Regions from separate parts of the Homo sapiens genome. Here region 1 is linked to region 2. Evidence: chromatin contacts called from ENCODE Hi-C or POLR2A ChIA-PET data. All regions are on one chromosome and are shown on one strand. The core of a region is the stretch at or near the end of the contact, and the rest is flanking DNA. Distances in the headings are between cores, read along the strand shown. Region 1 has its middle 57 kb from the start of ARID1B. Region 2 has its middle 120 kb from the start of ARID1B.

Evidence for each region. A loop is a pair of places that touch in the nucleus more often than their neighbours do. ChIA-PET counts read pairs that join two places held with the same protein, here RNA polymerase II (POLR2A). Pooled maps may share reads with other maps.
Region 1: a pooled map shows a loop between it and region 2 (2.9-fold over the local background). The contact joins two enhancer-like sites. A Hi-C loop is called at or near these places in 1 of 168 maps with a recorded cell type or tissue (endothelial cell of hepatic sinusoid), 1 of 37 single-sample maps with no recorded cell type and 3 of 50 pooled maps. POLR2A ChIA-PET finds 5 or more read pairs at or near these places in 1 of 52 experiments (HEK293).

What each region holds. Positions count from the first base shown.
Region 1 is chr6:156,718,994-156,722,235 of GRCh38, forward strand. No RefSeq gene overlaps it. Among named protein-coding and RNA genes, the nearest start is that of ARID1B, 57 kb to the right of the region's middle. RefSeq lists silencers at 1,002-1,321, 2,442-2,736 and enhancers at 1,922-1,991, 2,296-2,844. Within about 2 kb of position 1,643, at least 37 of the 41 ENCODE cell types and tissues checked have a DNase peak (open chromatin) inside an H3K27ac peak, as active enhancers do.
Region 2 is chr6:156,656,817-156,659,772 of GRCh38, forward strand. No RefSeq gene overlaps it. Among named protein-coding and RNA genes, the nearest start is that of ARID1B, 120 kb to the right of the region's middle. RefSeq lists enhancers at 223-737, 738-1,251. Within about 2 kb of position 1,549, at least 3 of the 41 ENCODE cell types and tissues checked have a DNase peak (open chromatin) inside an H3K27ac peak, as active enhancers do.

The DNA of each region.
Region 1 (3,242 bases), core at 393-2,892, 62 kb after region 2:
TGCATTTTGCATGCCTAGGACCCCCAAAACACTATTTAAATTATGTACAGAAACCATTTCATCCCCAGTGAAATATATTTGTCTCTTCCGGAGAAATAAGGGGTGACCCAGTCCCCAAAGAGTCCACCCCCCAGGGTGAAGACCCCCGCTCCGCAAGGATCACAGGTGGGTGTTCCAAGGCATCCACACTCTGGTTTTGTTTTTTTTTTTTGTTTTTTTGTTTTTTGGGTTTTTTTTTTTTTTGTATCAACTTCTCTTTTTTTTTTTTTTTTTTTTTTTCCGAGACGGAGTCTCCCTCTGTCTCCACACTCCAGCCTGGAGTGTGGTGCGATCTTGGCTCACTGCGAGCTCCGCCTCCCGGGTTCAGGCGATTCTCCTGCCTCAGCCTCCTGAGTAGCTGGGATTACAGGTGCCCGCCACCAGGCCTGGCTAATTTTTTGTATTTTTAGTAGAGACTAAAAATTCGCCATGTTGTTTCGCCATGTTGGCCAGGCTGGCCTCGAACCCCTGTCCTGAGGTGATTCACCCACCTCGGCCTCCCAAAGTGCTAGGATTACAAGCATGAACCACCGCGCCCTGCCATTAACGTCTCTTAAAGCACACACTCTGTCTCAAAGGCTGGAGGGTTTGGGAACGTTCTCGTCCTTTCTGTGACCCATCTACCACAGTCTTGGGGGTAAAAGCCCCGGTTTAAAAAGCTGGGAAATTCCACCTCATGGCCACGCGGTCTCAGCAGCTCTGGCGACTGGGAAACGTAGGGTTACAGGGCGGTAAAGATCATCAGAAAGGAGGGCTGAGGAGAGAAACTAAAGACTAAAGGTGAGAGGTCACAAACCCTGAAATTAGTAAAGATCTACGTTGTCGGGGGTGGGGGTGCGTGTGCGCCCAGCAAAAAGCCTCTGCGTCCACACAGGGATCCACCGCGGGGCTTCTGGAACTCACAGGCTCCCTCGGAGCCTTCAAAGACGCGACCTGATTGACAACAATTTTGTTTACACACCACACGCCCTGGGAAAGCCACACACCAGTGCCGGCGTTCCAGACGCTTCCTCTGCGCAGAGCCGGCCCAGGACGGGGGCGGGGCGGGCCCTGTTGCTCAACTCACCTCTCCCGCCCCGCACCCGCTCCCCGGGGAGGCGCCGACCCAGCGAAACTGGTGCATGTGTCAGCCGCCCAGCACCGGCCCAGGAGGCCGGCCGCGCCGCAGGCCGGCCTGGGAAAACGCCCAGCGGCTGCAGGCCTCCCGCTGCGCGCTGCGTGGTTCTGCACTGCACTCAGGACCTGTCAGGAGCAACACACACGCACATGCACACGCCCACACACATGCACACAGACACACACGTGCACACACTGCGTCGGTAGGAATAGCTCAGAGGTGCCCTTCCTTTCCAGGCAAAGTGCTTAGTAGCTGAATTCAGCGAGAAGAAATCATCCAAAGGTAACCCTTGCTCTGAGCCCTCCCCAGGAAGAAGAGAGAGGTCACTCTGGAAAAGCCTGGAACCTTCTCTCGCTTGAGGGTGCGGACAGCAGCCCACCTCCCCTTTGGCTAGGCCAAAGATCTCTCCTTCCTTTTAGGCCTAGCTTTCCCTGTCACTAAAAGGGCTACATTTATCCTTAAATATCATCTAAGCTGAAATACTACTACATTGCTTTGCAGTCGGTCATAGTGGAATCTTAGTTTCAGAACTACATTCAACACCTACTGCGCAGAAGCACCACATGGACACTGCCACAAAAATTAACACAGTGGATCCTAACAGAGCTGAATGGGGTTGCTGTGAATATCTCCCTAGTAAGATAGGAAAAAGGCCCATGTGGGCTATGATATTTGTATAAAGTGGTGTCGATGAGCTCATTGCAGGACTAGCTATTTGAACTTAAGTTTCAATGAAGTGTAAATGAGAACTGACTTCACCCTTGACTTTTATTTTTCTCTCCAAGTATTTCTCACTAGCCATTTTCATTTCCTCCTTTTCCTACCATTCTCACCCTCATCTTTCTACCCTCTTCTTGAAGCAGAGCACTTTTTCTCCACACTCTGGAAGGCCAGAGAGGAGAGAGGATTAGAGGCCCGTAAGCAGGGGAAATCCTATCCATTAGAAAAGGACAAGGGCAGAACAGGGGACTTCCGTGCTTCTCCTGCCAAGTTAATACGCTAGGAGAAGCAGCTGGGTCGGGTCTGGACACGCTTTTCTGTTCTGCAGCTCACAGAATTTTTTTTGTCACTTTAACTTCAGTGATCTCCGGTGCCCCCGAAGGCAAGTAGCACACCTGAATCATTAAGCTTCAGATGAGTTGAGTTCAAAGTTTTATTTTCTACTTTTAAAGCCCTCAATAAATTAGGGCAAAGGTACTGGGAACCCAGCCTCTTGCCCTGGCGTTCCTCTGGGATTGTTAAGGTTGGCTAAGCAATCTGCTCTTGAGAAACCAGGTGTAGAGAGACCTGGGTGGAGAGATCCGGGGGTTGTTTGTGGAACTTTCTCCTCCTCTGTGGCATATGCCAGCGTCTCTCAGGAGCAATCCTGCAAGGTTGCCTCCAGAGCTAGGTGGTGTCGACCTGTCTTTGTTATGCAAGTTGCTGAACTCACAGTGTTCCAGCGGAGTGTTCCTGGCCAGCGCATGAATGAGGAAATGGGTCGACACGAATTCTGGGCAGCAGGATTGGAATGCAACACCTCCCCACCCCTGCCTTCCCTGCACCCCCATCTTCTTGGGATAGCTGATACTCGAAGAGAAGCTAATGCTTGATTAAAGTGATACAATACTGTGTAGTCAGACGAACATTCTGAACAAATCTAAGTTGATCTTTTAAAAAACAATTAATTCTTACTGTTGTTGTTGTTGTTGTTGTTGTTGTTTTCTTTTCTTTTCTTTTCTGAGACAGAGTCTCGCTCTGTCACCCAGGCTGGAATGCAGCGGCACCATCTCGGCTCACTGCAACCTCTGCCTCCCGGGTTCAAGCGATTCTCCTGCCTCAGACTCCCAAGTAGCTGTGATTACAGGCGCCTGCCACCAAGCCCGGCTAATTTTTGTATTTTTAGTAGAGACGGGATTTCACCATGTTGGCCAGGCTGGTCTCAAACTCCTGACCTCAAGTGATTCACCCACATTGGCCTCCCAAAGTGCTGGGATTACAGGCATAGACCACCGCGCCCGGCCTAATGGCCTAATTCTTTCTTTTCTGTTTCTCTCATCTTTATGTGGAATCACGTTTTGTCCTGGCTCTCAGGTTTTTACGTTTC
Region 2 (2,956 bases), core at 299-2,798:
TATACACAAAAATTAGCTGGGTGTTGTGGTGTGAGTCTGTAATTCCAACTACTTGGGAGGTAGAGGCTCAGGCAGGAGGATAGCTTGAGCATGGGAAATGGAGGTTGCAGTAAGCAGAGATCAAAACATTGCACTCCAGCATGGGCAACAGAATGAGACCCTGTCTCAAAAAAAAAAAAAAAAGAATTATCTGTGGCTCCATGTTACTATTTCATGTGTTAGTGACTTCCTCCATGAAATTTTAAGCATCCTAAGGGAAGGAATATGGTTTATACTTTTCTGAACCTGCTCAGCACAGAGCAGATAATATGCACTGAGGGGGAAAAAAAAAAAACACCATTGAGATGGGGAAAGGCAAAAATAAGGCTAAAAGGACTATTTCATCTTATCTGCATTACAATCCATTCCTCCATCATACACACACGCAGAAGGTTTTTGGTTCCATTCTTAGATCAAATGGGCTTAATTCCATAGAATCATAGCATTTTAGACTGGAGGGGGACCCTGCAAATCATCTAATCCATATCTCTCATTTTATAGGCAAGGAGCCTGTGGCCTGAAAGTCTGGGATTCTCCCAAGTAAATGAGTGGCAGGCATTCCCCCAAAGGTCACACTGCTGCTGAATGAGCTGTCACTGCCACTTAGGAGCACCACAGGCTGCAGCACCAGCCAGGGCCACCCCTCACCCACTCAGTGACTCCTTCAAACAGACACTGACCCACAGCGCAAGGCGGATGTGGGGGCAGCTCGAAGCATCGCCACACCTCATGCCCCTGTCTCTGCTGGGCCCTCCATAGCACCGAAGCTCCCTTCCAATTCCCTTCAAATCCAGAAATTTGGCCCAATCAATTTACAGAACAAAGAGTTTTTTCAACATACTGTGTTTTTCTGTAATGAACCTGCCTGCACCTTGGTGTCTCTCTCAGAAAAGACGTAGATGGTAACTATCACTTTAAATGAGCAAGGAATTCATAATAAAACTGAAATCTACAACAGTCTTTTCAACCTTTATTAACCCATGCCCTCTTAAGGTAAGCACAAAATCACCCACTCCTTTAAGGGTCATTAAAGTTGCAGAATAAACCACATGCCACAGCTAAATACAAAACAGTAATAATTTAAAATGCATTTTTATCTTGAAAGATACCTTAACTTAAAAACATGTAATATTACTATGAACACTAAGTCTGCTTCCTTACTTGCTCCTCAGTTCTTTTTTAAGAGGAAATAGATTTTGTTTTTTTTTCCCAAATACAAAATACTGTAATATTCACAGTGCTTTTCTAAAACTACACAGGGTCTTATTAGGTGTTAATGGAAAAAGGCAAAGCTATATTTTAAACTCTGTTGACCTAAAAGTTAAATGATGCCAGAAAACATAAGACTTTTTGGAATGAGTACACAGCTTGGAATCTGGCACCATGTTTTTTAATTCAGATAAAAGGGGCGTTTGGCAGGGACGGCTTTGCCAAGTCTGCATGATTTGACTCTGCAATCACGAGTTCTGAAACCTCAACCTAATTCCCAAGATTACTGAGATCTTGGGGTCTGTCGTCAGCACCATCCCTGACCAGAGCGGACAAAAGTTGAATGGAAACTGAGTACCACGTGTGTAGCCTTGAAAAAAAAAAGGTTTATATGTCTGTGGCGGCCTGCCAGAGGCTTATAATAGAACCTCAAATAATAGCCAAGCAGGGAAATAGGCAGGGGCTTGCAGTTTCATCCCCTGTAGGAAGAAATCATAATATTGTCAACTAGTGAGAAAAATAAAAAATTGGAAATGTTACCGACAAGAATGTTGGGCTGAACTGCAGACTGTATTACACTTTGTTGTCCTTTGTATTCAAAGATAATGTGCCTGACAGTGATTGTTCGCTGAGCCTCAGAATGTGGCTTAAATACCAATGGGAAGCTCCAGAGTCTTTTCCATGCTCCATAAATTGTGCCGTGGTTTGCTGCTGCTGCCTTGTCACTCTTTGTTGCTCTGCTCTTTAGATTCATGGGTAAGCTGAAGCCTTTGGTCCAAAGGGAGGGAGCTCATGCCTTCCTGCCCACGGTGGGATGGTCAACTCATGCCTCTGGTTCGACAAAAGTTGATGCTACAAAGAGGAGCTTGGGAAGCCACTGTTGCTGTAGGAGGAAAGTACCTCCTTCGCCCCCAATAACCCAGGAAACAGCAAGGGTACCAGGAAACCGCTGAGCATCCTAGTGATAAGGGCATTGAGTAGAGAGCATGGACAAGTTCCAACCCCACACCACTGCCCAAATGAAACATTGAGCTCCAGAGAGTCCCCCCACCGCAGCTACCATCTATCAAGCATCTATGCCAGGAGATTTACAAACTGTGAAGTCAATGACTCATCTTATAGCCCTCAGAGAAATGAGGTCAAGGGCACACTGCTGCCCCAAAATTAGAGAGGCAGGCAGGCAGATACAGAGAATCACAAATTACCAGAGCAGAAACCTCTATGGGAACCAGTACCAAGGTGCAAAACCCTGGACTGTAATTGATAAATTGTTGGAGGCTCAGTGTGGACAGGTCTGAGAATTAAAAATTCCAGGATGACCCAGTCACAGGGGGCCCCCACACTTCTGTAAGTTTACCTTTAGGAGCTCCAGCAGCTGCACAGTGAATACTAAAGAAAGAAAACCCTCTTGAGCTTCCAGCAGGGGGAGGAGAAAAGGAACCATTTTGAGATAAAACAGAGCATTCTGTTCTTCTAACAAGACCTGCCCTCAAGAGAAACTGTTTTACCCGAGCCTCACCTGTCGGGTGCTTTTCAGAGCCTAACAGACCTGGAGAAGGGAAATAACCAATCCCAGCCTGCTGTAGCCTTCCACGTGGGGCAAGGGAAAATCCCAACTCCTACTCCCTCATATGAGTTAATATGCAAAGGGCTTTACTGAAGAAATCTAGGTAGACAACATGTAAAAACACTTGGATAATATAGGCAT